Regions from separate parts of the Homo sapiens genome. Here regions 1, 2 and 3 are each linked to region 4. The links are chromatin loops, found by intact Hi-C in ENCODE. Cell type or tissue: heart right ventricle. All regions are shown on one strand. Links, peaks and the distances in the headings refer to the core of each region. The heading gives the core; the rest is flanking DNA. Region 1 has its middle 97 kb from the start of MIR3125. Region 2 has its middle 81 kb from the start of MIR3125. Region 3 has its middle 110 kb from the start of MIR3125. Region 4 has its middle 180 kb from the start of MIR3125.

Evidence for each region. Peaks named below come from ENCODE experiments on the same cell type or tissue, not always from the same donor. Only the 100,000 strongest peaks of a DNase experiment are listed, where the experiment ranks them.
Region 1: it touches region 4 in a loop (2.6-fold over the local background); 24 of 110 quality-filtered maps call a loop at or near these places.
Region 2: it touches region 4 in a loop (2.0-fold over the local background); 29 of 110 quality-filtered maps call a loop at or near these places.
Region 3: a loop joins it to region 4, with 2.9 times the contacts of the local background. A loop is called at or near these places in 11 of 110 quality-filtered maps.

What each region holds. Positions count from the first base shown.
Region 1 is chr2:12,830,571-12,838,299 of GRCh38, reverse strand. No RefSeq gene overlaps it. Among named protein-coding and RNA genes, the nearest start is that of MIR3125, 97 kb to the right of the region's middle. In heart right ventricle, for the core only: no CTCF peak of the experiment used is centred there; no DNase peak of the experiment used is centred there; H3K27ac peaks cover 4,296 bases.
Region 2 is chr2:12,814,702-12,822,430 of GRCh38, reverse strand. No RefSeq gene overlaps it. Among named protein-coding and RNA genes, the nearest start is that of MIR3125, 81 kb to the right of the region's middle. RefSeq lists an enhancer at 4,925-6,124. In heart right ventricle, for the core only: no CTCF peak of the experiment used is centred there; a DNase peak (open chromatin) is centred at 3,140; H3K27ac peaks cover 4,922 bases.
Region 3 is chr2:12,840,788-12,848,516 of GRCh38, reverse strand. No RefSeq gene overlaps it. Among named protein-coding and RNA genes, the nearest start is that of MIR3125, 110 kb to the right of the region's middle. In heart right ventricle, for the core only: no CTCF peak of the experiment used is centred there; a DNase peak (open chromatin) is centred at 3,916; H3K27ac peaks cover 2,038 bases.
Region 4 is chr2:12,915,968-12,923,696 of GRCh38, reverse strand. No RefSeq gene overlaps it. Among named protein-coding and RNA genes, the nearest start is that of MIR3125, 180 kb to the right of the region's middle. In heart right ventricle, for the core only: no CTCF peak of the experiment used is centred there; a DNase peak (open chromatin) is centred at 4,646; H3K4me3 peaks cover 507 bases; H3K27ac peaks cover 3,842 bases.

The sequences.
Region 1 (7,729 bases), core at 1,014-6,013, 85 kb after region 4:
GCCAAGGCAGGTGGATCACAGGGTCAGGAAATCGAGACCATCCTGGCTAACATGGTGAAACCCCATCTCTACAAAACTTAGCAGGACGTGGTGGCGGGCGCCTGTAGTCCCAGCCGCTCAGGAGGCTGAGGCAGGACAGTGGTGTGAACCTGGGAGGTGGAGCTTGAAGTGAGCCGAGATCGGGCCACTGCACTCCAGCCTGGGCAACAGAGCGAGACTCAGACTCAAAATAAATAAATACAAATTTAAAAATAAATAAATAAATAAAATTTGAGCAAGCAAAGTTCAATGGGAATAGATCAAACATCCAAATTGAGTTAGATTTCCTTTTTTCCCCTATTGATACCTCATAAAATTATATATATCACAAGACTGTCAGCAATTACGAAAATATATAGTTTTGAAAATGTTTTGCAAATATTTATTATCAGGTGTTTTTTCTTTACCGTCCATGATATGCATTTTTAAATGCTCTAATTTCTGAAATCATTGCAGAAATTCTGAAGAGCAAGCATAAGGAAAGCAAAAAATTATTTAAAAAACAAAAAAACATTGCCACTCCAGGTATCACTTGGCATTCACAGTTAGAAATTAAGCCTTTCACAAAATGGCTACAGAGTTTGCAATGGGTGCCTTCTCTGTGCAAAACACCATGTAGCAATTACCAAGTATGATTGTCTCTATTATATGTTAACCATTGTTGACTTTGTTAACATTTTCCCTGGATTATTACAGATGCAAGATTTCAAGTCCACAACTTGCTAAAAAGCCTCTCTTACTTGCCTGTGCTTCTTTTTCTCCCTGAACCAAGAACAGAGTTACCACCCACATGTATGGTAGTGACTAGCTCACACTTATTTAGAGGCTGGGTGGGAGGAGGCGAGGAAGGAAAGCGGGCCGCCCTTCTCTGCCTTTGTATACAATATACAAAACCAAGCTACTTTCAAAGGCGTGTATAGAAAATAAGTGGAAATAAAAGATTGGAGCCCCCCCACCCAGTTCAGAAATACAATATCATAAATACACAGATTTGTTTTGTTTTGCAAAAACTAAACAAAAAATATAAGCACAAATCTCACATTTCTATTCTTCCAATTTAACTGACTCCAGAATTTGGTGAATTACACCACATGAAGAACAAGCCCACTCCAATTGTTTTGTTTCCACTTTATCACTTGTATGAACAATTGAGTCAGACGTCTTAGTTGACTTCAATTCTCTGTAATTCGTTCTGAATTTTTAAAACTAATTCCTTGACAGATGATTGTTCATAGCTTTTAAAGAAAAAAATAAGATGAGTCAAATCCCTATCTGTAGTTACTTATTTAATTCTAAGATATGGGAGGTACTGATTTATTGTAAGAGTTGGTAAACTAAGAAAAGGCACTATTCTGTATATCAATAGTAGTTGACATATTCATTCTGCAATATTCATAAGTGCCAGGTCTTGTTCTTCTAAGTATATTGAGAACTATTTGTGTATGACCCTTTGTAATGTATAAAGCACTTTCACATATACGTATCACAATACATAATGTGATATATATATTTTACTATACCAGTTTTAAAGATGAGAAAACTGAAGTCCAGAGGTTTTAGATGACGCAGCCGCTGCTAGTCAAGATTCTAACCAAGTTTTGTGTGACGCAAAGCTTGAGTTCTCCATCCGTGGCTGTACCACCTTCCCAAAGGAGTTTTCTCTTCTTTCCCCCATGCCTTCCTGCTTGCTCTCTTCCCTCCCACCCGCCTGAGAGGAGGAAGAATCCCTTTTCATTGCAAAGGGACCAGTGACTACACACTTTCTCCAAGCCCAAGAATGTTCACTCTCATTCTTGCCTCTGTTATCTTGTCATTCTTCCTTGCTTGGAACTCACAGAGTAATGGGAAGATTTTCAGGATGAGTTAGACTGCCTTCTGCCAAAAAGAAGACATGGCTTAAAATTACCTTCCCTCGATTATTCTAAGCACATTAAAGGTCTAGTTACCACAGCTGTGTAACAAATAATCCCAAAATGCAGTGGCCTCAGCGCGTGTGCGCACACACACACACACACACACACACACACACAGATTTCATTATGCTCCTGGATTCAGTGGGTAAGGAATTCAGACAAGACAGATTGGAGAGGTTTTGTCTTTGCTTTGCAATGTCTGGTACTTTGGCTGGAAAGATTTGAATTGTTAGGGGAAGCATGGGGGAGGAGGGTTGACTCTGCAGCTGGAGGAGTAGAATCACCTGGAACCATATCCTGCCGCGCATGTCTATGGATTGAGGCCGCCTGTGGGCTGGGACCTCAGCATAGCTGTTAGCTGGAATTTCTGCGTGTTACCTCTGCATGTTGTCTCTCTGCACAGGAAGGTCTGGACTTCCTCTCTGCATGACAGTTAGATTTCAAGGGCAAATGTCCCAGGGAAGCCATGTGGAAGCTGTATGGCATTTTGTGATCTAGCCTCAGAAGTCACCTGATGTCACTCCACTTCAGTGAGAAACCTGTCTCCATTCAAGGGTAGGGAGCACAAACCCCACCTCCTCAGTGGGAAAAGAGTCACAGTTACATCTTAAGAAGAACATGTGGGATGAGAAGCATGGTTATGATTATGTTTGAAACATATAACCTGCTATATTTTTACTTGAAAAGGTGACTTAATTACCTTTGTTTCCTCTATGAAAATTCATCCCTTTACCCACTATAATCTGACTTTCATCTTTACCATTCTGTCCACAACTACCTTGTGATCCACAATCATCCTTTGGTCCAGTCCTACTGAGATAGTTGCATTTCTTCCCTGAACACTAAACACCATGTTGTTTCACACCTCCTCACTTTAGGACACTCCAGTGACTGCTCACAGAGTCAAAGCAAAATCCATCAACATTTCTTAGAAATAGGCTACCCAATACAGTAGTCACTAGCCATGGGGGACCATTTTAATCTAAATTAATTAAAATTAAATACAATTGGCTGCGCGCGGTGGCTCATGCCTGTAATCCCAGCACTTTGGGAGGCTGAGGCAGGCGGATCACCTGAGTTCAGGAGATCGAGACCATCCTGGCTAGCATGGTGGAAGCCCGTCTCTACTAAAAATACAAAAATTAGCCAGGCATGATGGCAGGCACCTGTAATCCCAGCTACTTGGGAGGCTGAGGCAGAATTGCTTGGACCAGGGAGGCACAGGTTGCAGTGAGCCAAGATAGTGCCACTGCACTCCATCCTGGGCTAAAGAGTGAGACTCCTTCTCAATAAATAAATATTAAATATTAGTTCCTCATTTACTTTAGCTGTATTTCAAGTGTTCAATAGCTAAATGTGACTAGTGGCTACCCTATTAGCTAGAGTAGAACATTTCCATTACCACAGAAAGTTATACTGGAGGGTACTATCTAGAATCCATTTAGGGCAATGATTTTTAAACCTTTTTCTCAAGGAAATTGTTTATGGAAGGCTATCATACAGAATGGATATAAGTGAAATCCTCCAGTTGAACTAGAGTAGGGGGACTTGGAGATCTTTGCCACATATTACCTCTAAGACATGCCTTTTAAAATTTAGAGCTCCACGGAGAACATCAGAAAAACAATAGAGGAACCCACCCAGCCCATGTAAATCAGAACTCAACCATACCCACAGGCATGTAGATCAGATACAATCAAAAGAAAAAAATGATTCACATCAAATTAAGATCCTGCTCATGTCTTACCCAGCTTATCTAAGATAAGAATACATCTGCTTGTACTCGCTCTAAATATAGCAAGATAGAAACATTCTAGGTTAAAGTATTTCCCAAAGGACAACTTTTGCTAGAAGCCTTGTTCCCCATGGAAAAGCCACACCGGGTTCCCATCAGGACAAGGAGCTAAAATAGTCCTTACTACTTCAAGTGATGAAGTTACAGAGTCAGACCATGTACTTCTCTGATAAAAGAGGCTGAGTTTCAGAGGGCAGGGAACACAGGGGACTTAGGAAGAAAGAAGTCACTGAAATATTAGGGGAGGGTCTGACTCCGCCATGAAAACCTTGAAAAGGAGGTTATAAAATAACACCATGAGAATTATAAGCACATTGGAGAGTTATCTGTGACTGTAACTTTCTCACTCTCTGGTGTCTTTCCAGCCTTATCCTTGTTTTGTTCCCTTGACATTCAGCTTGTTTTTCCTCCTCCCCTTCTATTGGCATCTCAGATCTGTAATCATAGGACCCCTGCCCTGTCCCATTCTGTAGATTTGCAGCTCATGGTCATTCTTCTCCATAGGGCCTCACCCATTCCAGACGGACATTTCAGAACCCGAGCTCCAGCTTACTCTCACCCCAGTGATACGTTGGGCTAGCTCAGTTTCCAACTCTACAAATTCTAAGGAGGCTGAAGGTCAGAGGTCATATAGAGGAAGTGGAAAAGAGATAGGTAGACGTGTCCACATGGACAATTATTGCCATATAAAATCCCTACAGATTGACTGTTTCTCAACATGCCCTAATATTCATTGAGCCAAATTTTGTCAGGAGCTTTATATGTATTAATTTTACATATTTTATCTTTAAATCATGCAGGGTAAATATCGTTATATATTATAAAAATATATAAATGAAGTATCTGAGAAGTCCACTACCTTGTCCCAAGATTACACAGCTCATAAGATGACAAGAAGCCAGGATAACAACTTGCATTTGACTGTAAATCCCATGGTTTTCCCATTCTATCATGATCAATTTCATAAAGCAAGGCATATTGCCCAACTTGGATCTACTGATTAATTTTCATAAGACCTTACAGTTGATTAACCATCATGGTAACCTTCTTACTGAAAGAAGGAAGTAATTTCCAGACCTAGGCCATCCCCTTTTTTTGAAGAACGGCCCTGTTGCTTCATCAGCCCCTTAAAAAATGCTCTCGGCGTGGGATGATCTCCAAGTTTTGACTTTCAGGAAACTGGCTTGAGATGAGGATGCCAGCACCCCCAGTTGAGTGACCGTGATGGAGTTCATCAGTGCTGGGACAAAAGTGGCTCATTCTCTGTCTGTCAGGGTGTGTTTTTCCTCTTCACTCACACTCTGAAACTGAAGAGTCCTTGAGCCTTAGGCAAGTTTGCGTTGGCCAATGGATACTTGAGTCAAGAAGAGCTCAATAAGGTCCTCACATTGGGGCTGGAGAAGACCTTGGCAGTCATCTAACTCTACCTTCTCACTTTGTAGAGGAGAAAAGGGCTGTCTAAGGTCACCACATGAGCAGCAGTCATATCTATTAGCCCAGCCTGTGACTCTTAAAAAGAGGGTGTTTTATACCATTCAGACCACCTCCACACAAAGTGTGAGAGGGCTCTTCTGAAAACTGAAGTTTTTCTGATATTACATTTTTTGACAGTTACACTGTGTAACACAAAAGAGTATGTGCTTTGTAGTCAGACAGATAGGACAGGAATCACACACAGCTGGAGTCTTAACACCACAGCCCCATGTGTGATTTGAAAACTTAATTTCTTTATCCGGAAAAGAGAAAGAAGAATATCTTCCTAATACATCTATTGTGATGATGTTTTAAAAAGTAATTTAGGCAAAGCTTTGTTCGTACAGGAAGTATATGAACATCCAGTTGAATAAGTATCTGTGTTCTACCCATTCATTTTAATGTGATTCTGTAACCCACAGAAGAGTTCAAGTACTTCTTCCCTAAAACATGTCTTTGTTTATTTTGAACTTAATTTGCAGCAAGATCACATGTAGATTCAATTATTTGCTGAAAAAAAATTATTGAGATATGACCACATGTCAAGCACTATTCAAGCAATTGGAAATACAGAAACAAAACAGAAAAAAAAATCCTGTTGCCATGGAGCTTCCATACTATTAGGAGGAATTCGATGGTAAAACACTAAAGTCAACCAAGAGTTTGTTAGAAAAGAGAAAGTTATGGGGAAAATACATCATGGGGAGGGGAACCATGAGTGCAAATGGAAGTTACAATTTAAAATAGGGTAAGTTAAGCTCACCTTGAAGAGGCTGAGGAACGAGCCATGTTGGTGTCTGGTGAAAGAGCATTTAGGTAGAGGGTGCAGCCCATGCAGACTTTTGGAGGCAGAGGTTGCCTGTTGTGTGTGAAGATAGGCAGAGGTCAGATATGACTGGAGCCATACTGGATCACATGAAGATCACATTTTAATTCTTACTGATTCCGTATTACTCATTCTTACTAATTCTTATAGAACTTTAATATTTAGTGCCACAGAACTAAAATTGGAAGAAATTCTTAGGGAGTTTTGAGTCTGACATCTACAGAGTCTGAGCCTCCTGAAAGGGAAAGGCAGCTTGTCACTGGCAGAACCAGGAGTAGAACATAGGCTCTCTGAGTCTCAGTCTATTCCATTTTGGTCTTCCCTAGACATGCAAAGATTAACATTAAAAATCTGTGCTCAGGAACCAGCACATTTCTGGCACTGAAGTGCGTCTTGCCTTTTAATAATGCGCCTAACACATGCCAGTTTCTGTGCTAGAGAAGATGTGGTCCATGCTTTGGAGCTCACAGATCACTGGAGAAAACGGACATAAACACTCTGCACATATTTACTGAATGCCTGTTTTTTTACCAGGAGCAGGGAGCACAGAACATAAGCCTTGAACTCAGGGAGTTCACAGTTATCAGTGAAACGGAGATTACAACAGATACTTTATGAAGTTAATGTGAAGTTAATTAATATAACATCTTATCTAGCGGTACTCAGTAAATAATAGCCTAACCCCTCTCCTTACGGCCATTACCAGCAGGCTGTGAGCAGATCAGACAACATATTTATGTGGTAGCCTCTGAACACCACCAGTAGACCATAGAATACATTACTAGTGCTGTTAATACTTTAAAGTTGCAAAGATGGAAATTAAAATACTAACTATCAATTTTTGAGTATCTACCTGGTGCCTATTGGACCATGTATTTTATATGCAGTATCCCTTTCCACAAAACAATCTTCTAAGGGAAGTATGGTTATCTCTCTGCTACAGAAGGAGAAATTTGTTCTTCAAAGTGTAAGTGAATGTTTCAAGGATACACAGCGTCATCTGTGCTATTTGTGAAATATACACTCATCAACACTGATTTGCTTTAACATGGTTTCAGCCCAGGCACACCCAGGAAAACCATTAAATCTGCATAGGATTCATGCTGAATTTAAATGCACAGTAGGAAAAAAGTTGGGAGGAGAAAAGACACTAACAACTCCCCAGAAAATTGGGAATATAGTCAAAAATACAGATGGATCACTCATCATTAGGATTTCTCTTTTTCTTTTCATAGGACATTCAATTTGTCAGATAAGAAAAGGTAGAGCATTTAGCTGTCTCCCTCCACTCAGACCAAGCCTGAGGAAATTGCTTCTAGAAGTGCAAATTTGGCTTAAAAGCCTGTGGGCTGACAAAGCTATTTAGACTACAGTAGAAAGCTCTGTTGCCTATTGTGTTGGTGTGAAAGTAAAATTGAGAGGAGATACTTAGGTTTTATATAAATTGACTCTTCGACAAGTCTAAGTAGAAAGTCTTTGAAAAAACTCAAGAAAAGCTCTCTTTTTGTTGCCTGCTCCCAAAAGCTAAGACTCCAGAGTTGTTCTGGGAAACTCAGGGCCGGCTTGTGCTTGACACTTGTACACAAAGAGTTTGGAAGAGAACAGCACAATAATCATTTATGGTAATCAGACTCCAGTCCAACTTTGTCTCTACCAATTAAGTAGAGGGGTCATGTGGCATAA
Region 2 (7,729 bases), core at 1,078-6,077, 100 kb after region 4:
CATTGGCTTCCAATGCCAGCAGTTCTGGATATCATAAGGGCTCAGTGTACAGGAACCAATCCAAAGGGGTCAGTAGCAGTTTCAGAGCAAGATCCCAGACTCAGGTGGAACTGGGTTTGGGATGAAAGCACATCAGGAACCAGAAAAAATAATTTTTTCAGTAGGTCTTGGGCACCACCAGGTGTCTGCAGATATCTTCAAGGGCTGACAGGTAAGTTGGTCTTTGGTGAGTGGAGTTATCTGAAATGGCCAGTGGCAGCAGGGATCAACTCAAGAAGGCAACTTCTCAGTGAAGCGACGTGTTATGGGGCAAGAGATTTAGCATAGTAAGTAAGGCATGGTTAGTATTATTTTAATATAGAGAATGTTGGCAGAGACTGTCTTAACTCTGAGATGTTCAGGTTCAAAACATTCTGGGACATTAGCCATGAAAACTAGAACTGGGTTCTAAGGACAGAAAATGAAGGGTGAGGAAACCTAAATAGAGTAGGATGGTGGGTAAGGAGGCTGAGCTGATCATGACAGTCACCCCAGCAGGGTATGACCAATGTCCAACTCACAAAAGATGTGGTTTCAGAACATGTCAGTCCTAGATGGGTGGGGGAGGATGATGGTAAAGGTGCCCATCTGAAGGCTGGTGCGTCCTAAAGGATTAGAAATGACTTAGTGTTAAGAAAATGACTAATGCTTCAGACTTTGCAGGCAGGCAGGACCCTGGGTTTGAATTCTGCCCATGTCATTTTTCATACAGGCAGAATTCAAACCCAGGAACCTGTCTTATGATCTCAGGTGCGTTATCTAAATTCTCTAAGTCACGATTTTCTCATCCAGAAAATTAATATCTATTCCATCTAAAAGGGATGAGTTTAAAGACTGGTCACCATTGTGTTTGTGTGAAGTGATGTAAGAAGAAGGAGGAAGGGCAGGAGGTGGAGGAGAAGGAAGGCGGAAGAGGCAGGATGGTATAGCTGTGGCAGTGGAGTAGGTGGATTGGGTCTACATGGTACCAAGGCTCAACCTAGGTAGGGAAGTGACACAGTGAATGTCAGCAGGACACATTTCAGGCCACCTTCACACCTCATCCTCAGGGTAGAAATTCTAAGATACTTTCTCTTCCAGCTCAGGATTGGCTCAAGAACTCTGTGCAGTAAAAGATGAATCCAACTGCAAGGTAGAGGCAGACAATGTTTACAATGTAGATATTTTACTGATAAAATAAAGCATGGAGACATGTGATTAGCCTTAATTTAATACTCAGGGCATTTATGTATCTCTGTAATATTATAAGAACATATTGAAAAAAAGTATAAGTCTTACTGCAAGTGTTGAATGCTAAATAGATTTAAGGAAGAGGTTGACATACCCTTGCTATACAGAACTCATCTTTTAAAATATTGTTTCTACATTTCAAGCCTTTATTTGACAGTTGTCACAGGAAGTAGTAGAGGAGTAGATGTTATTTGTAAGGAAAATCAGGACTTTTAACTTAGTAGTTATGATTGTTTAATAATAAACCTGTTGTCTTTGTTAATTATGCTGTGGTCATGTAAAATTTACCCTGCATTTCTTTCATATTGTCAAAGTTCCATAGAGGGCATAGGAGGAAAGGGTGATTTTACCAAAATGAAATTAGCTTTTGTATTCATCTGCACCTGGAAGAGCTCCTGGCACATAACAAAGAGAGAATACAGTACAAAGAGAACAGACTTGGAGGTCAGACAGACCTGTTTCCATCCCAGCTTCATGCTGACCTACCAACTTACTGACTGTGTGGCTTGGGGCCAGTTGCTTGACCTCTCTGAACTTGATTTTCATATATGTAAAATAAGACAATAAAACATCCTGAGAATGTGTAAGATATGAATCATTTTGCTTCCAATGCCTACCATTGAGTCTGGCAAACAATATTCAATAAGTGGTTCATTATTCAATATGAATTTGTTTAAGTGAACCAGGTGTATTTTCTAGAAAATTAATGCGGATTAATCCCTTTAAGTTCCAAGAAGAGTTTCCATGAGAATTTTAATTCAATATCAAACAGTGTCTAAGTGTTGTTACATAATTTTCTGTCTTCTTAAACAACACCACATTTTCTTTATGGTGCAGGGTCATCTTGCAAAATAATAAATATTTATGGAGGAGTTCACTATAAATATAAATAATCTCAGGGTTTTGGACACTTATGTTTTGTGACTTTATGACATTTTAGCTCCAACATTACATTTTTATATTCATACACGAATACTTTACTGAGTAAGAAGAGAGGAAACACAGTGTATTAGTGAAAAACTAGACTGAGAGTTGCAAGCATTGGCTTCCAATGCCATGCATTCCGTATGTCATATTCTCATCTAGAAAGAAAAAAAGAAAGTACACAGAAATATCTAGAAAAGACCTTTCTGTTGTTCCTATATTCTGTTTTGTTTATGTACGTCATTTTTCTCTCTGAAGCATTTTACTGGCCACCCTGAGGAATTCAGAGCCAGTGTCTCAAAGGAGGCCAAATGATAGCCAGGGTTTTTCTTGTGAAGCAATTAAGGCAAAGCCAGTTGCAAGAATGTGATGTGGGTTTTTGTGTAGAAAGAGGAAGTATGTGGGCAATTTGCTTGTTTGGTTATCAAAAACAAAATGTTCCAGGTTGTTGCATATTAAATAGAGGAGTCTCGTCTACTTAATCTTCAGTCTAAAAGACCCCTCCCATACAAAACCACCACAGACACTGGTTCTAATCAGCATTTTCTTCTTTGATAGGAAAACAATCAAGGCACTTTTCTCTAACATTAAACTGATATAAAGATTTGAACAAAAAGCAAGGATTTAAGTAAAAATAAAAGCAAAATGAAAGAAAGGTAACGAGGACACAAATTCAGAGAGAAAGACCTAGTGACAGAGACAGAAGAGCAGAAAAGGAAAAACAAACAAACAAACAAACAAACAAAACCAAAGGAAGGCAGATCCAGAGTACAACTGAAAGAGACCTTGACTATTTTCAAATTAAGCCTGTCTTTTTTCCCATAATAACAGTTACTTCATATCCTCTCAAAGTTGGCATGTTTCTCTTGGGAAGATAAATCCTCTCTGGCAAGCTCGCCACATTCAAGCTGAAGCAGGAAGCCCCAGTCATCATTGCATTATGCAATCCTGTGTCCGGCCAATAATTGCCTATCTGACATGCTAGCCTCCCACATTCCTGAGATTCATCTAGAACAGCCAGATTAGATTAGTGTGTATTTTCAGCTAGCCGACATCACCCTTAGCTGATGTGTCTCCTTTTGTCAGCCAAGGCTCTCCTGTTTTGCTCTACCCTATCCAATTTGTCCATACCCAGAGCAGCAAGTTCTTCCTATGGAAAGAAGGAAAGACAGATCTTTAGAGAGGACAGGCTTTATCCCAAGCCCCTATTACCAAAAAGTGTGGTATGGTGAAACTCCATGGTCAAGAAGCAACTGAAGGCAGTAAGAAAAATCTGGGTGACCAATTCGTCATTCCAGCTTAAGAATACACAACTGACATCATGTAGTACAAAGAACACAAGTGAAAGTTTAGAAAAATGAGGCTTGAGCCCTGTGTCAGCCACCCACTTGCTGTGTGATTCGAGATGTTTCTTCACTTTTCTAAGCCTCAGTCTCTTCATCCTTAAGTTAGACACAATAATAGATACTTCATCGGGTTATTGAAATGATCAAATGAGATGATGTGACCCTTGGACCATATTTTCCCATCAATAAATGCTATTGATGTGTGCTGGATATTTGTCAAGCATTGCCTCAATGTTTGTGTTTCCAGTCCTGTGTTCTGTGATAGCGTTTAGCGTAGTGTGCTGTAACTGTGTATGCACGCTCTTCTAACATAGTAGCAGTGCGTGCCTTCATCCGGAGCCTACCAGAGGGTATGAAAATCAGGCAATCAGGCATTTGCATTGAATATCGAAGAAAAAGAAAAAAGAAGAGAGGGCGAATTAAACAAGGAGAAAGGAAGGAAGGAAGAAAGGGAAGGAGAGAGGGAGGGAGGGACGGAGGCTGGGAGGGAAGGAGGGAGGGAGGACGGAGGGAGAAGGGAAGGAAGGAAGGAAAACCCATGATTAAGCAGTCAGCCAAACTAGGGTTAGAGTAAATGGATTAACCTTCAACACTTGATTCTCCCCTACTCTCTATAGACCACACTACTCTAACCAGCTGAGCTTCCTCACTGAACAGCATCTGCCATTCTATTTCTGTCACCATGCTTTTATTCATGTGGCCCCCATGCCTGGGATATTCTCCATCCTCATCACTAGCTCTTCCAAAGTTCCTCATCTTACAATAGTTGGCACTGTGGCTTCTTTGGGGGAGCCCCTCTTGACTACTCTAGGCCACACAATGACTAATTTCAATGATTCCACTTTTTAGTCTATTTCATGGCCGAATCATCTCTGCCCAGGACGTTATTCTGTAAGTCCTACTACTAGAGTTCTGAGAAGAATGTTCTTGGCATGACCTATACTCTTCAGTCTTGGGAGGCTGGAGTCCTTGTCTGGCCAGTGGTTCATAGAACTGGGCCTCAAATACGTGTTAAGTCATCCAGATGTTTATACAGAGGAGATAGATTTTTCTGTCAATGGAATCAACAGTTAACACCCGCACTGAGACACCATGTTGCAAGATGCACCTCTAGTGAAGACAGAGAATTGTAAGTGCTTCCTGGACTTCAGATTGGGTTACCCAGCACTGGCCTTGCCTCAGGCCCTGCCTTAGGAAATAGCATTTCTGCCTCAGCCCTGTGTGTAAGGAGGGTAGAACTGCTGTAACTAAGTACCACAAATCGGATAGCTTCAAACAACAAAAATCTAGTCTCTTACAGTTCTGGAGGCCGGAAGTCTAAAATCATGGTATCCATGGACCATGCTCCCTCTGAAACCTGTGGGGGATCCTTCCTCACCTCTTCCTAGATTCTGGTGGTTTGCTGGAAACGTCTGGCATCCCTTGGCTTTTAGCTGCATCATGCTCGTCCTCCAGTACTCACGTGGCATTCTCCCTGTGTGTCTCTAACATGGATGTCTTCACATGGACGTTTTCTTATGAAGACAGCAGTCATATTGGGTACAGAGCCTGTCCTACTATGACATGAACTCGTGAACTAATTATACCTGCAACAACCCTATTTCTAAATAAGATCACATTTGGAGGTACTGGGAGTTAGGGCTTCGATATATCTTTTTGAAAGGGAACACAATTCAATCTGTAACTCACTGAATTGTACACCAAAGCCAAGAAGGCCAAGAGGTAAGGAAACAAACATCAGAACCACAAGAGAGGAACAGAGGGTGGAGTGACTTCAGAGAGGCCAAGAAGTTACTGTCAATGGTTTTTAGGACTCATTTTGATTGGTCTCCTGCTGAGTGGTGAGGCCTGATTCAAGGGCACAGAAAGAGAGCACCAGTGAAGTGTCTTGTAATAAACAAATGCCTGTTGAAGGCCGTCTTTGAGCTACACACTGTGACCACAGTGACCTGGCAGTGTAAAGTGTGTGTTTAATGCCTCAGAGCCTCACAGAATAAGGTGAGGGGAGAATAGTGGAAGGAGAGATGACTATCAACTCTCATTAGCCCTGTGGGAGGTGAAAACTAGAAAGATTGTCTCGTATGAGTAATAAATATGGAAAATTGAATGAAGTCAACCTCTCTATAAAAATAATTTATTAATTACCCTGCCTTTAGAGTCTCACTTTACTGAGTCCTACAATTTGCAAATTAACTATTGGCCCAACTTGGCCTATTGAAGGGATAATGAGTATTAAAGAGAACCTGGTCTCTGAAGTTCGTGGATGAATCATGATGATTATCAGTGACTCACAACCCTTGCATCTTCAAAAGGCTTCCCCTGATGCACCAGTGGAGGACTCAGTCCTCAGCTTTTGAAGTGGAGTTTGGCAGTAAAGGTGGGACTTGGGGCTCCTGGTGGGGCCACCAAGGGAGAAGGTCTTGAGGAATGTGGGTGGGAGGAGCATGGCATCCACAGCTTCAGCTCCTGCATTTGATATTTATTAGGGACAACTTGATGAAGGGCACTCTGGGAATGTTCTTCTAGGACCAAGAAGAGAAACACTTGATGGCCTTTAAAATATGTGCCTTTAACTGCCTTCCCTGAGGCCAGGTGGCTGTGCCAGGGTTTAGCAGCACTTTGATCCCACTTCTGTGTTCAGAGTCCTCAGAGCTCTGGTTCAGGGTCATCAAATTCATTCCAAAAGTGACGTATTCCATAAATGAGGAATTAGTTGTCAGTAACTAGGTCATTGACAATGAGTTATTGAGTGTCTTGAGAACTGCAGCTAGCAGATGAAAACATTAACAGAATTCCTTTTCCTTCCTCTAATAAAGACCACTGATATCAGGGGACACAGGGTGAGGGATCCCTGGAGGTAAAAGAAGAAATTGTCCTAAAAAATGTATAACTAGCAAATGCAACTAAAACCCACATCAATGGATGTGAGCACAAGAGAACTGCTTTTTGGTTATCAGGGGCACAGTTTGGCAACACAATAACAACAGTTACCATTTACTGAGCACCCAGGATGTCTCAGTTTCTTACCAGATATTTTGCAGATTCAACTCTGAAAGGCTGATATTATTATCTTCAAAGTTTACTTGTTTTAAACATGAAGATCCTGGGCTTACATTGGCGACATAACTTTCTCCAAGTCACACTCAATACAATTGCCAGAGCTGTGATATGAAACCACCTCTATGTCACCCCTAAGCTCTGTAGTCTGAGGGAGGAGGAATTACTTTGAGTTCTACTTGATATGAATTTGAATAGGTCTTCCCCACAGAGCAAGTTCTCAGCATGTATTTATTGAAAATTGAATGATCCACTTTGCAGCCAGGTAACAGTGCTGAGCCATTTCTGGTGGGATGACAGAAGGGATACATGCCCACCTGCTTCCAAGAGCAACTTTATGCCCCAGAGCACATGCCAGAGCTGCTCTTGACACGTTTCAAGAGGTTTTGCAGGTCCAGGACACTGCTGTGCTATAAATCAGCAACTGGTTTACCCTTTCCAACAATGATTGCTGAATTTGAAGCTCAAATGTATATAATTATCATCCTTAATACATGGGCTTTGCACTCCTACAAGGTTTTCCATCTTCAAAGTGTCTTATGAACATTAACTAATTAATCTAGGCTGCACATTGTGCCAAGGCCCAGAGGGCTTAAACTGCTCAGATCTGGGATGGTCCCTGTTGATGGTAATTACACGGAACACATTGGGTACTCTTTCACTTAATATATATTGGTGCAGTGTGTCATCACAATGCCATCATCCCCACTACAGACATTGCCCAGTGGCTGGCCCTATGGGTTAGGCCTATACTTGGGGCTACAAAGAAACAAAAGCCAGAGGCCCTTGTCCAAGCAAATGATGCACTGGTAGCTAGCAAACGCATAGTGCTTTACAATAAGAAATAAGGCTTCCGGACTGGCAAGGTGGCTCATGCCTGTAATCCCAGCACTTTGGGAGGCTGAGGCATGCGGATCACCTGAGGTCAGGAGTTTGAGAACAGCCTGACCAACATGGAGAAACCCTGTCTCTACTAAAAATACAAAATTAACTGGGCGTGGTGGTGCATGCCTGTAATCCCAGCTACTCGGGAGGCTGAGACAGGAGAATCACTTGAACCCAAGAGGCAGAGGTTACGGTGAGCCAAGATCGTGCCATTGCACTCCAGCCTGGGCAACAAGAACGAAACTCTC
Region 3 (7,729 bases), core at 1,346-6,345, 75 kb after region 4:
GAGAAAAGCAGAGTCACCAGGGGCAAGGCTTGAGCGACAAGCAGTTGGCCAGTCCAGAGGAGGCCACTGGAACTGCCAGTCTGGGGCCATATAGTGCAGCAGATGGTTATGCTGGGGTGATCCTGGCAGGACTGCGACATGGTGTATGCACAGAAGAGGAATGTGGAAACATTTTAGTGGTGGCTTTCCTAGAAAATCATTTCAAAGGCAAACATTCCATCTGTATGTATGATAATCTGGAAGGTTTAATGAACATCAGGCTTATGATTCTTATTATGAAGTTGTTTTTCACATAAACTGCAATCTTGTGCCTCTGGATACCATATTATGTCAGCTGCTGTAGGGGGCTGTGCCTCCATCTATCTCTCCCACCCAAATTAATGTGTTACACGAGGTGTTCATTGGCAGAAAATGTCTAAAAGCCTACATTTGATTATAAAGTGAAGAATTATAAAGGGCAATTTGCAGTAATGTTTCTGGTGTTGTCTGTGCAGAGATTTGCTCATGGGAGATGAATCAGTAATTTCCCTACATGTTATCCCTGATGTTTTTGCTATAGGCAGCTGTCAGGACTGCCAACTGGCAGCTCACGGAAGCCTTGCTCTCACCCGGAGACAGAACAATCCTTGTCACACGCAGCCAGCTATGGGCACACAATCTCTGTCTGTTGCTGGATCACAGCAGCTAAAACAAAGGCCTCAGAGGGCACATCTATAATGCAGAAAGCTGCTCTTGCTTTGATTGTCTCTATCTGCTCTGGAAAGGCACCTGAATATCCCCCAAAATAGAGCACTATAAACAAAGAAAGCAGTGCTCATTTTCGGACGGAAATAAGCTATAGTCATATGCTGCATAATGACATTTTGGTCAAAATGGACCTCATAGATAACATGACAGTGGTGCCATAAAATCATAATATGATATTTTTTCTGTATTTTTTATATTAACATGTTTAGATACACAAATACTTATACTTACCATTGCATTTCAATTACATACAGTATTCAGCACCGTAACCTGCTATACAGGCTTGTAGCCTAAGAACAATAGGCTATACCATACAGCCTATGTGTGTAGTGGGCTATACCACCTAGGTTTGTTTAAGTACACCTTATGATGTTTGCACAACAATGAAATCACCAAAGGATGCCATTCTTAGACGTTTCCCAGTCATTAAGGGACACATGACTATATATGACTTTGTTTTTATAATGAAAAACCAGGTGAGAACCTCAAAGTATATTAGATCTGGTGTTAGAAGGCCTGGGATCCCAAACAGGCTCACTATTAAGGCTCTGTATTGTTTGGGGCTAGACTCTTGGTCCGAATCTCATCACAGATAAAATTTGAGGTGAGGGGATACCATTATAATTCCTCTCACCTGCCATATTCAACACAATCAGTAGACTGATGGCCCAGGGAGGTAGATTTTTAAATTACATTCCATGGACAAAACAAGTTGGGCATTTGTTTATCTTTTGAACTCTCAATTTCCAAAACTATGGACTTAATATGACAAAAATAGAAGAGAAATATAAATGGCCACCATACAGAAAACATGAGAATAAATGTGAACAGATGTAGTTCATCACGACCCTTTGGCTTGTAGAATTTCTCTAGGCAGCCTCAAATGGATTCTATCCCTCGCTTCTTCCCACTGCTGCCCTCTTCTTTGTTCTGGGCCGGTCCTCGGTTCTTACTCTTTGGACTTTGGTCTTCACATTGCTGGTTCTTTCAAACAGGACCCTGTGCTCCTTTTAAATAGGCCTTCTGCATGAGTCCTTTAAAATCTGTTTCTTTACTCACATTGCTGCTGCTTCTTCTTGGAACATCCTGCCTCTCACTCTCTAACCTCCATATCTCTCAAATCTTGTCTCAAATGGGTTGAATTCCAGCATTTTCCTTTTCCCACTTTCAACCCCTGCCTCCTCCTTCTAGGTGAAATTTCTGTCATTTATTTCATCTTGGAGCACTATGTTGGAAGTAGTATGACTCTGGATGTGGAGGTCAGAAGACCCGCCCTCAAACCTAGCTCCAGTGGCTCCTCGCTATGCAACTCTGGACAAGTTACTTTGCTTATTTGAACCCCATTTTCCTCTTCTGTGAAAAGGATATGACACTATTTACATTAATGGATGCCATAAGGTTTAAATGAGACACCCTATAAAAGTGTCTGGTGTATAAAATTCTTAGCAGCTGACGGTTTCATTTCTCCTCCTCTCTTTTGTGGCACTTTCATTGTTTTATTTTGCAACATAATTTTTTGTGCCATCCCTCTTTTTCTCCACTACTAGGATTATAAGCTCTTTGAGGACAGGCAAGTTGCTTTATCCAACTTTATAACTCCACAGTAGTTTATAATGAGAAAGAGACGTATAACATTGTGTAAATTGGATAGAAAGAGATCAGTAATGTTGCATGAATTAAATGGAGCAACATAATACATATTGCCATTGCCAGATAGGGACATTGGGGTTGAAAGGAAATAGAAATCTGAAGTTCTCAGGTCTCGCAGTGACACTGGTTGAGGGGTAAATAAAAGAAAAAAGCCCCATGCCTCTCTCACCCACACGAAACACAAATATTCCACCCATTTTAATCAGGGCCTTAGCTAATGCATTATATACATTTCTTTCATTCTTAGCCTCCTTCTAAAACAGTCACAATAGCCCACTATAAAGAACCATTCACACACCCTACTCATTCCTTCTTCTTCTCATACCATACAAATACATGAAACCAAAAATGCCAGCCCCTGCAGGATTTTGCAGAGTGACCTTTGCTATTTAGTGGCAAAATTTCCTCATACACCCTCGGCAAGTCTTTGACTCATGTGCTGAGTGAGCCCTCTTCCATAGAACTACAGGATTTTCCAACACATCCAATGTCCCTCGCTGTACCTTCAGTGTCATATGCATCTATTTAATTGAGAAGACCTACCCATGTTTCCTGTAGTGAAGGGCAAGAACCCCAGCAGAGCAACGGGCCCGTTTTGTGCGTGTAGGGAATTTTAGACATTTGGCCTTGGGTGTGTGGATGGACTAAGGTAGAAAAGGAAGTAAAGGTAACTGCTAATAGCAATCAACCGAATCTGGGTTAACTCATTCTCATTTCTTTGATATAGGTTTTTAGTCACCTATTCCCTCGATATTGGGTGGGAGAAAAAATAGTCAGATTAAGTTAAAGTTTCCAGGGAAAAAGGGAGTCGATAGCCAAATAACTGCACCCAAGACTACTGTTCTGTGGCTTTGATTTTGCTAGTCTTTGTTTACATCTTTTAACAGGAGCTACTCTTGTGACAACATTAGGAAATATTTTTAAAAAGATGAGATTCTGTGTCTGATTAGGTTGGAGCTATGAAAGTTATGAAAACAGCACAGAACCTGATGTCAGATGAAAGGCAGATCACCTACCCCATTTTCTACTTAAGAGCACTTTGACCTTGGTGAAGTGACTTAATTTCTTGCAGTCACCGTTTCCCTTTTAATGAAGATTTAAAAGTAAAAACAAAGTCTACCTTCCTATAAAAATTTGAGATAATGAATGCAAAATACTTAAAAGGCAGCAGGCATCGTGGGCCCTCAGGCAGTGGTGGCTACCCCAATCTTTTTATTTTTTTGATTAATTTTTAGTCTGAGTCTGGAAGGGATAAGAATAACGGAAATAAAAAGGGAGAGATCCTCGCAAACTTTGACCTTACTGATTGTGTGCTTTCAGCCCCGTTCCAATCCTTCAAATTCTCCTCTGCGGAGAGCTGAAAGTCTGCAAATTACAATTCCGGGTTCCAGTTCCAGCTGGCTTTCCATTAGCTCCTGCCAAGCTGGGGCGCTGCCTGCAGATTGGAAGGCTGGGAGAGGTCGCGCTGTGTTTAGATTCCTTCTGTCTGCCAGCCAGCCGCATCTTTGGTGGTGAAGGCATCCACAGGGGCTGGAGGCACAACAGTCCCTGGATGAAATCCCTGGATGCCTGACCTCACAGAATGATCCTAACAACAGCAAGGTGCTGGTTGGCCCAGAGCAGGGGACTTCCATGACTATGTGGGCTTCTGCAGTGTTCTAGCAGGGGTGATGGCAGTCACACTGTTCCTTGGCTGCACAGTGATTGTGGGCTCTGGGTACCATTATCCTAACCATCTCCACTTTCTTCTTATAACCCCAGGAATGGTAGCAACTTCCTAGAGTTACAAATTTGGGGTCGTCTACCCCGCCCCGCTTTTGTAAAAATAGATTTTATTCTTCAGCGCAGTTTCAGGTTCACAGCAAAACTGAGCAGAACATAGTGTTCCTGTATACCCATTGTCCACGCTCTTGCACAGCCTTCCCCACCGTCAGCATCCCGCACCAGATAGTACATTTGTTACAACTGATGAGCCTACACTGGCACATCATTATCATCCGAAGTTTGTAGTTTGCATTAGGGGTCACTCTTGGTGGTATGTATTCAGTGGGTTTTCACAAAATGTACTATGACATATATCTGCCACTACAGCATCATACAGAGTAATTTCACTGCCAAAAACATCCTCTGTGCTCCACCCACCTATTCGTCCTTCTCTCCCTCTTTTTTTTTTTTTTTTTTTTTTTTTTTGAGACAGTCTCACTCTGTCGCCCAGGCTGGAGGGCAGTGGTGCGATCTTGGCTCACTGCAACCTCTGCCTCCGGATTCAAGCGATTCTCCTGCCTCAGCCTCCCGAGTAGCTGGGATTACAGGCATATGCCACCACACCCGGCTAGTTTTTGTATTTTTGTAGAGACGGGGTTTCACCATATCGGCCAGGCTGGTATCGAACTCCTGACCTCATGATTCGCCTGCCTCGGCCTCCCAAAGTGCTAGGATTACAGGCGTGAGTCACCGCTCACAGCCCCTCCCTCTCTCGTAAACCCTGACAACCACCAAGCTTTTTGCTGTCGCCATGGTTTTGCCTTTTCTGGAATTTCATATAGTTAGAATCATACATATGTAACTTTTTTAGATTGGCTTCTTTCATTTTTTAATATGCATTTAAGTTTCCTCCCTGTCTTTTCATGGCTTGATAGCTCATTTTTTTTTTTAGCACTGAATAATACTCCATTGTCTGGATATATCACAATTTATTTATCCATTCACCTTTTTAGCACTGAATAATATTCCACTGTCTAGATACATCACAATTTATCCATTCACCTACTGAAGGGCATCTTAGTTTATTCCAAGTTTTAGGAATTATAAATCAAGCTGCTTTAAACATTCATGTGTAGATTTTTGTGTGACCATACGTTTTCAGCTCCTTTGGGTAAATACCAAGAAGTATGATTGCTAGATTGATCCTATGTTAAGAGTACGTTTAGCTTTGAGAGAAACTGCTAAACTGTGTTGTAAACTGTCTGTGCCATTTCTCATTCCTACCAGCCATAGATGAGAGTTCCTGTTTCTCCACATTCTAACCAGCACTTGTCATCAATGTTTTGAATTTTCACTATTCTAATAGGTGTGTAGTGGTTTCTCGTTACAGTTTTAATTTACAGTTCCACAATGTTATATGCAGAACATCTTTTCATATGCTTATTTGCTATTTATACATCTTCTTTGATGAGGTGTCCGTTTAGATCCTTTGCCTATTTTTTAATCAGGTTTTTTTCTTTCCTATTGTTGAGTTTTAAGAATTATTTACCTAACCTTCCCTTTCTGCTCCTTCATTTCTTCCAGTACCTTTGAAACCAATTCTCTATGTTAAATTCTTTCTTTTCAAAATAACTAAAGTGGTATCTGGGTTTGTTTTTTGACTGAGTAGTAATTGAGACCTTTACCACTTCATAACTTTTATGATTTTCAAACAAAACTTCAAGCAAAATTATCGAAGGAGCCTTGAAATATGGAGAAAAAGAGCTGTAAGTTGTTTTGTAAGAAGACACATTCTATCAACTAGGAAATTTAAAATCATGCTTTAAAAAAATGAAGTAATTTAAAAGTCTTAGCACTTTTTGGAGGGTGATACCTGATGTTCATGAAGAATTAACTCTTAGTGATCCTTGACAACTGGGAAGTCATTCATTCATTTGTACATTTATTTGAAATGGAACTGAAGTGGTTTCCCCACTCTCCAGGTGGGAGTGATAGTTTTATTTACAGGAACACATCTTTTTTTTCTGGTTTAAGAAACATTTAAAGGTACAGCTAGTCCGTTATGAATAATACTTAAAAAATCAAGTACTAATATAGATCATTTACTATAAAACAGCCCAAGAGCAGGAAGCTCGGTCCCCTCTTCTCCACTTTCACTGGGTTCTATAGAATTACTTTCACAAACAGAATTCTGGTCAGATCTGACCTGCAATGCCATAAATTTTTCCTGTTGTTGTTTTTATTCCTATCCTTTCATTGCAATCTTCAGATATCCCCTTTTCATCCTCATCTTGGTTGTGGTAAAACCCATCCAGAGATCATGTTCAGGTACAATGAGTTTCTATTCAAATTCACATTCACTCTGACTCAGGAGCAAGTTCCTAATGGTGGCGGTGAAAGCAAATCCTTTCAGTGGAGAGCTCTTAGCTCATTTCCAGCCAATGCACATTGTTTCTGGTCTCTGAATGCTTTCAGTTAATGCATTCGCTTCTGTTGGCACTGAGAAGCTCAGGTAAAACAGGGGTGTCCCTTTTTGTTTGTTTGTTTTTATAATAGACAGAATTGGTTTATTTCAATCACCAAGGAGTTTCCATTAAACTGAGCTGAATTCAATAAAGATAGCCACGGCTTTGCTTGGCATCTTTTATTTTGTGTCACCAAACAAAATGCTTAATTATACTTTCCCATTGAAAATTTAATATTTTCCTGTTGATTCTCACCTACATATCTAGATTCCTCACACCACAATTCTTTTGAAGGCAAACACTTTTGTTTTGTTTTGTTTTGTTTTGTTTTTTGAGGCAGAGTCTCATTCTATCGCCAGGCTGGAGTGCAGTGGTGTGATCTTGGTTCACTGCAACCTCTGCCTCCCAGTTTCAAGTGATTCTCCTGTCTCAGCCTCCCGTGTAGCTGGGACTACAGGCACGCACCACCACATCCAGCTAATTTTTGTATTTTTGGTAGAGACAGGGTTTCACCATGTTGGCCAGGATGGTCTCAATCTTTTGACCTTGTGATCCGCCCACCTTGGCCTCCCAAAGTGCTAGGATTACAGGCATGAGCCACCATGCCTGGCCACAAATACTCTGTTTTGGCTTTGCGGTCACCAACCTGTATTTAGCTTCCATCTCTTCCCTTACAATACGGCAGCAGCTCCCCAGTGGTTCTCATGACCCCTCTGGCTTCCCTTGGATCTTTCCTGCACAGCCACCTGGTTCCATCCATCTAGATTTTGATGTGTAGATACGGCCCTATCTCTCCAGTCCTATGGTTCTCAGCATAAAGTCTCATGCCCCAAAATCTGTTCATCTCCTACCACTTCCCTATGTTCACCAAACTACTCAGGCTATGTCCATTTATGCTTCGTGGCTCCTACTTCTTCATCCTTTAAGATACGAAGTGAGGCTTGAATTTTGTTTCTGCTGCAACTCCTTAGATGACAGTCCCTTCTCCCTCTAGTAAGTAGCGATTCTTTCTCTCTGTGCTTTAAACACTCTGCATTTTCACAAGTTATAACACTTGTCCCATTGGGTCATAAACTTTTGTTTTTGCATCTGTGCCCTCATTTACCTGAGACAGCCTTGAGAGCAGAAAACATATCTCAGATTCATCAACGCATCCCTAGAGA
Region 4 (7,729 bases), core at 1,678-6,677:
TAGTTCCTCCCGCCTCAGCTTCCCAAAGTGCTAGGATCACAGGCATGAGCCACCGCACCTGGCCCTCTACCGTGTTCTTGCATCTCGTATTGCTAACGAGAGAGAAATCCAGTGCCTGTTACTTTTCATTCCTATGGTGCTTTTAAAATCTTCTTTTATTCCAGTGTTGAAAATTTCTATCTAATTTCTAATTTCTACAAGGGTGTGTCCAGTTGTGACTTTCTTCTTCCTTTTTTTTTTTCAATTCTGCCCTTCATCTTTGAAAATCTTTTTTAAAACGTGATTTATTTGAGATCATGGAGCTGGCTATTTGCTAAGGCAAGACTCAAACTTATTTCCAACTAGCACTGAATGCTGGCCTGTCTTACTTCCTTCATGCACTCTCCACAATCCAGTTCTGTTTCAGTTTGGACCCTGCCACCCCCCTCCAATCTTATCTCCAGATTTTGAATTCATTACACACTTAGTTGCCAGATTACTTATGCTAATGAAGCCAAGGCCAGCATTTTGCTCTCTACCTTAAGCACTTCTCTATTTTTGACTAAACCCTACCTTTTCCTCCACATCCCATCTGTGCACCAGGTGGGCCCACTGATCAGCAGTGAGCCAGGAGGGATTCAGGAACCATTAAGTTCTTGTTAAGCACAAGTGCAATTCATTGATGGACATCCATCATGCCTCTGTTCATACTAAATTGTTTAAATCTTATTTTTGTCAATATAATAATCTAGACATTTAAAAATCAGTAAAAGTCACTTGTACAAGACAAGATCATCTCCATAATCTACCATTGCTGTTAATTTAAGCTACCAAGTTTTGGGGGTCGTTTGTTAGATAGTAACATAAACTAAGACATTAACTAAAAGGCTGAATAAACTGTTTTGAAAGAATATATAGAATATTTTGAAAGAGTGTATGTGCCTGTGTGGGTGTGTGTGTGTGCGTGCGTGTCTCAAAATAATAAAGGATATTGCAAGAGGCCAAAAATAATGAGAAACAGAAACAAACCACTGGAGACAACTACTGCCCTGGTATATCAGTTAATACCATACGTGTAAAGGTTAAATCACCACGGACCTCTATATAAAGTCAAGACTCCAAAAGAGCAATGTCCTCAGGGAATGGATAAAATTGAAGAAAAAAACCAACAAACTCTAAGGGAACATAGAAGGACACCGAACTGTATCAACTTTGACTCTAGGTGGAGGCAGACAAATATCTCCTCTTAGAATTTATAAACCCATGTTTCCATTGCCCACACAGTCCACAAGAACCCCGCCAAGCATTTGTTTGATATGGTCCTAAACTGGTAGTACTCCCAGGGGAAAATAATTCTGTATGTGAGCCAAACCTCATGCCCAGCCTCAAGTAAATCACAAAATAAATCTCACCTGTATTACAGGTACTGTCTTCCTCATCTTTGCTACATTTGATTCAAGTTGAACTAAAATTTACCTTCATGTTTTAGGGGTTCATTTTCTTTTCCAATTTTGCCTTGGCCTTTCTGGAATACCATGCCATCACTCAGATTATTAGTGAGTATAGATTAGGTGGTGCCCTAAAGATTAGAAAATCTGTATGAGTGAAAAAAATGTTTATATTTAAGATTAGATATAACTAAATTTAATTCTAGTGCTATAATAAAGCTTAAAATAGTGTTTTGCTTCCTTGACTTGAGGCATGCTATATTCCTACTTAGAAAGCTTTTCTCCTGTTTCTATTTTGAGGAATTCTTTATTTTTTAAAGTTTCCCTGACATACTTCCCCTGTTATCTTTTTTACCATATAAGCAAAAGAGTTAATTGCCTTTTTTCTGTGTTCTTATGGCACCTTATTCTTCAGGATAACACTTAGCTGTGTGGCTTTCCCTACCCACAATTAGGAGCCCCTTGAAGAGAAAATCTATGACTCCTTAAAGTCACTGTCCCCAGCATCTAACCAAGAATCTGACACACAGAGGATACCTCATAGTCACTGTATTTAATACACACACATGCTTTGAATCCAAAATTAAATTGAAAGAGAATGCAAACTCAATGTCTCTCCCTCTTTCATAGGAAACTTCCAGTGTGGACCACAGGAAGAAAAATCAAAGTAATCCACGCTCCCACATTTCCCACATCCTTCAAGTCACACTACACTGAGTAACGGTCTCCCGATGCTTTGGCAATACCCATGTGTCTTTCTTTAACAACCAGAAATTATGAGGCCTGGACAGGATGCAAATTGTTCTCAGTCAGCCTGGGAAATAGCTAAGGGAACATGAGGCAGATGAAAATGATCTGTTTTGTCTTTCCTACCTTGGCCTTTGGGAAGCAACGTCAGCTTCGATAAACATCAAAAATATAAGGAGCACAGAAATCAAGTGAGTGGGTGCCCTTCTTTCCCGTCCATTACCATTCCCAAAGATGGCCCACCGATGCTGCTTTATTCTGGGAGTCTTGAGCCTTCAAGAGCTCTCATGTCCCAACCTGTCCTTAAGACACAAGGAGAGATTTAGTGCCAAGCTGAGGTAGGACATCCACCTTGAGTGGCTATAGCCACACAGGTCTGTTGCTCAGTATCACGGCAGAAAGAACAGACCTAATGAGTCAGAAGCTTCATTTTTACAAGACCCCAGGTCAATCATATCACGTTAAAGTCTGGAGCAGTTTGGTATGGCCCTGAGTTGGTAGCATACCAGGTGAAGACAATTGTGTGTGTGAGCCAAACCTTTTAATTAGTTTGAACTGATAGAAAACAGAATCCAATTTAGTTACCAATGAAGAAAAACAACTTGGATATCTGGAGTCACATCAGATGTTTGAGGATGATCTTCAGGTTTACTTCCAACTTCACTTTGGAATCACCTGGAGAACTTTTTAAAAATACACAGCTGAACTATTCGCAGTAGGAAAAACATGGAATCAACCCACTCAAATGCCCATCAATGATAGACTAGATAAAGAAAATGTGGTACATACACACCATAGAATACTATGCAGTCATAAAAAGGAAAGAGATTATGTCCTTTGCAGGGACATGAATGAAGCTGGAAGCCATTATCCTCTGCAAACTAATGCAGGAACAGAAAACCAAAAACCACATGTGCTCACTTATAAAAGGAAGCCGAACAATGAGAACACATGGACACAGGGAGGGGACAACACACACTGGGATCTGTCAGTGGAAGGTGGCGTGAGAGAACAATATCAGAAAAATTAGCTAGTGTATGCCGGGCTTCATACCTAGGTGATGGGTTGACAGGTGCAATAAACCATCATGGCACACATATACCTATGTAACAAACCTCTACATCCTGCACAGGTACCCTTGTACTTAAAATAAAATCAAATTAAAATTAAATACACAGACGGGCCACACACACTGGATATTCTGAATTAATTAGTCTGAGGTGGGACCAGGGAATAGGTGTTTTAAAAATCTCCAGTGGTGGTTCTGATGCATAGTGATGTTTGAGAACCATTGATCTCAGTAAGAGCAGAAAAAGCCCAATGGAGGAAAGTGATGGATCAACCACACGTAGCACTGGAACTACAGCTGAGGTTTGTGGACAGCTAGTAAGCACCCTTTAAAATCTCACTGTGTCCTTATGTGCCCGAAGTTCATCCCCAAACGTTTGATGTGACTCCACATATCCAAGTTGTCTTTCTTCATTGGCAAGTAAATTGGGTTCAGTTTTCTATCAGTTCAAACTAACTAAAAGTTGGTCAAACCTGCAGAGCAGTGAAAAGTAAGGATCTCCCCTTTTCCGGGGATTATGTTTAATGGTTCATTACGTAAAATAGACTTCCTGCCATGTGGGAGGTACTGTGCTTGGACCACAGAAGTGGGACCAACAAAGAATCTGAAATTACTTTGCCATTTAGTGAGCCCTATTCCCACGTGCATGGCCATAGGGCACATCCAAAGAAAGCTAATGGGGCCAGGAGTATTAAGACAAGGAGGTGGAGCAATTCATTCTCCAATTTCCCTGAAGATATCACACACATGCACTTTGCTCAGGAAGTGGTCTCTCACCTAATCCCTGAAACATTAAAAATATTGTAATAGCCTTAGAAAAAGAAGAGAAATTTATATCTTTAAACCTGATAGAAAAAAAGCATATTTAAGCATTTAAATATTGCTAAAGGAAAAACTTTTTTATTAATTAAAAAATATATATCAAAGAAAACGTATACGTTTTAGGAAGACTATGTTTTACGATTTTTAAATTAATAAGTAGTTAATACTGTAATTGTTTCTTTGCATAAAGGAGCTATTATATAAAATGAGTATATTTAAGATAACCACATACTCATTCCTTTCCTTTCTTGATATGCAGTACATTTTCTTTAGAAGCCAAATTTGTGCTTTGGAAAAGGCAGCTGAATAGCCAAAGTTGTAATTTTATGAAACCACAAAAGACTCTTCTAAAGGAATCTGACTTGAAAACACACTGCAAGGAAATTAATAGTCTCAGTTCAAACATCCTCTTTAATCCATCTCGTTTTGCCTCTTATAAAAAAGAGAAGAATGCAGTTGTCAGGCTGACTTAGGAGAAGGACAAGTATTGGGCAACATGCTGTTGGCGTGAGGCTATGGAACTTCTTTCTGGGGTATCTCAGCAGCCTTCGGGGAGCTGCCAGGGCAGAGACGTGTTGTGTGTCATTATCAATTTGCACTCTGATTTCCTAACAATTCAAGAGGCCTTTTGACAAAAGCCTCCATTTAGATCTAATAATAACTCTGGATTTTTGCTAAACGTCTCACAACCTGGGAACAGGCCCAATTGCTAAACATACTTGCACTGCATGAGTTTCTTTTACTGAGCCCAGAGGGGACGGCCAAGCAGACTAGAAAATGTGTGCGGGGGAAATGTTCTCCCTTTTAAAAGTTATTTTCAAAAGAATTTCTTCAGTTCATGTATGAAGTCCACCTGAAAGATTATCGTAATTGTAGAACAACTGCGGGTTGTCGAGTCCTAGCTGGGATTATAGCAGCTAAAATTCAATAGCTGTGCTTTTCCTATTGCATCATGTAATTGTAATATCTAATGGATTGACCTACTTCCCCAACTTAGTCACAGAACATGTAGTCCATTTCCAATACGCTGCAATATCCACGTAAACCTTCCTATGTCCTGAGGGGTGTATTCAAAATCTATCATACTCGATTTCTATTGATTTTTTCTCATAAGGATACACAGAAATGCCTCAGCCCCTTTGTGTCTCAAAATATTTCTTGAATTTGTTCAAAGAGAACAGTATTTCTTAATTGCCTCTTTCTTCTAATCAAGTTCTTATCGTTAAAGTAAATATTCAACATTCCTTTGAGAATTTTTCATGTTGTCATATGAGAGCCACATTTCCCAGCTTGGGCAAATTGTAAAGGAGAAGAATAGGGGAAAAAGTCAACAGAAATGGGGACTGGTGTGCTGGTATGGGAAGGGACAGGATGGATGGCAGAGTCCAATTCCAAGATCAGTAAGTGTGCCATGGCTTTGTTAAAATGTCTTAGATACCTTGCCTTGTCTCTGTAAAACTTCCTTAAGTTCTCAAATCATTTTGCCTTTGCATCCCAATTCCTAATCCATTATTGAATTTAGGTAGGTGTTTTCTTCTTCTCCTGTCTCTTTTGAGACATTGGCATGTCCAGTATGAAGTAGGGAGAGGCCCAAGGAGGAAGCAGATAAACTCAAGCTATCAAAAACAAAAACAAAAGAAAATTCCCAAACTACTGTTCTGTTACTTTTAGTAGTTCATTCAAAGGGCATTAATGAAGCAGAAGGTTGAAATAATGGATTAAAATTTAGTTTACCATCTCTTTGGAAATGTAATAGTTTCCAGTTATTTAATTGCTTGCATGTGCTGGATATGAGGTTTACATCATGGCGCCAGCATGAAGCAACTTTACATTATGTCTAGTTGGATTACCCAACTGGAACTAGAGCACCTTTAAAAATCTTCCCAAGCATTGGTCATCCAACCTCTCTCTGGACATTTCCAGAGACACAACACTCCTGATGTAAGTCTAGCAGTCAGCTCATTGCATAGGTGGTGAGTCCAAAAACATTAGAATGTGGTTCCTTACGTTGAGTTTGTCTAGCATTCCAGGAATGTCCTCTTTAGGGGATCACTTCCATACTCTGGAGGGTAAGAAAAAAATCCATATTCTTTTCTACATGACTGCTTCTTGGGGAGAGTTGATTCCAAAATTATGTCAATATTTGTTTAGACTAGAGCTTTTGAAATGCCATATAAACTTCTATGAATAGAGTGCCATCATGGAAAAAGGCCTTTAGCAATTCATCACATTTGTTTCCATTACTAAACGTAAGAGACAAGGTACTTCTACAGGAGGAAGAGACATTTTAGTACTTAGTATATATTCAGGTTCTTTCTATACAGCAATTGAAAATCAATAAAAAGTACTTTAAAGTATTCACAATTTAGACTTACATATTCTCTTTTTTTGGGAATTAATCCTAAGGAAATCAGCCAAAATTTTGGAAAAGTTTATAATTCATTTCTATTTTCCAAAAGTTTTTTTAAAGAACATACTTTTTAGTGTTAAAAGTTGTATTCTTTTAAAAGGGTCTAGAAAAGCTAAATCTTTAAGAAGGACACTGAAAGGACACAGAGTGACTAAGCTCACTTTTTTTCATGTTAAAGAATGTTTATTTTACTATTTTGCATTTTCTCTAATGTCTGAAATCAATTTAGTAAACCATATATTCACTTAGGCCTCACTTTATTACTCAGTAACATGAAAAACAAGGTAATGATGGAATCTTACAAATTCAATATTTGCTAACCACTGCAGAAGGCATGGGTCCCATTCTATCAAACACTGTTAATTTAGCAGACTAAGCCTGTATTGACAGTCTTAATCTTAACCTAATGATCTGTTTATTTAACAATTATCATTAGAAACCTCTGGCTGCACAGGAAAGGATGTTCAAAATACTACATAATTTTGGGATGCTGAGGTGGGTGGATTATTTGAGGTCAGGAGTTTGAGACCAGCCTGGCCAACATGGTGAAACCCTGTCTCTACTAAAAATACAAAAAAAAAAAAAAAAAATCAGCCAGGCATGGTGGTGCACACCTGTAATCTCAGCTACTTGGGAGGCTGAGGCAGGAGAATCACTGGAGCCTGGGAGGTGGAGGTTGAGGAAAGGCAGAGGTTTCAGTGAGCCAAGATAGCACCACTGCACTCTAGTCTGAGCAAGAGAGTGAGACTCTGTCACAAAACAAAAAACAAACAAACAAAAAAACCTAAATAATTATTCCTGGGCACAATTTTCACAAACAAGATTGTGTGCAGTTTTGTACTGCAAAGACAAGACACAATGTCTCCTTGTGGCCATACACAAATGCCATGCCATGTCTCAAGCTAAGTTCATAGCTTTGCTAGTGCAAATGAAGTACTACAGAACAGTTTTGATACATTTTATCAAATTAACAAAAATATTTTTCTTCTAAGTCAATGTTGTCTTCATAAATCAAAGTCAGCTAGAACTTACTTACTGTGAAGGAATATAATTTATTAGCCAACATATAGTATATAAGTCATTTCTCTGTTACTAATATCTGGAAAAAAATTTAAAAAAAAACAAAACAATTTCACAGAGGGTGATGTTTACATTAAAAAAATCACAGTCATAAAATGAGGATTGTGAAATATTGTTAAAACTGTGGCTTTGTCACAGACTGCAATTGCAAATTGTCTGGAATAGTTAAATGGT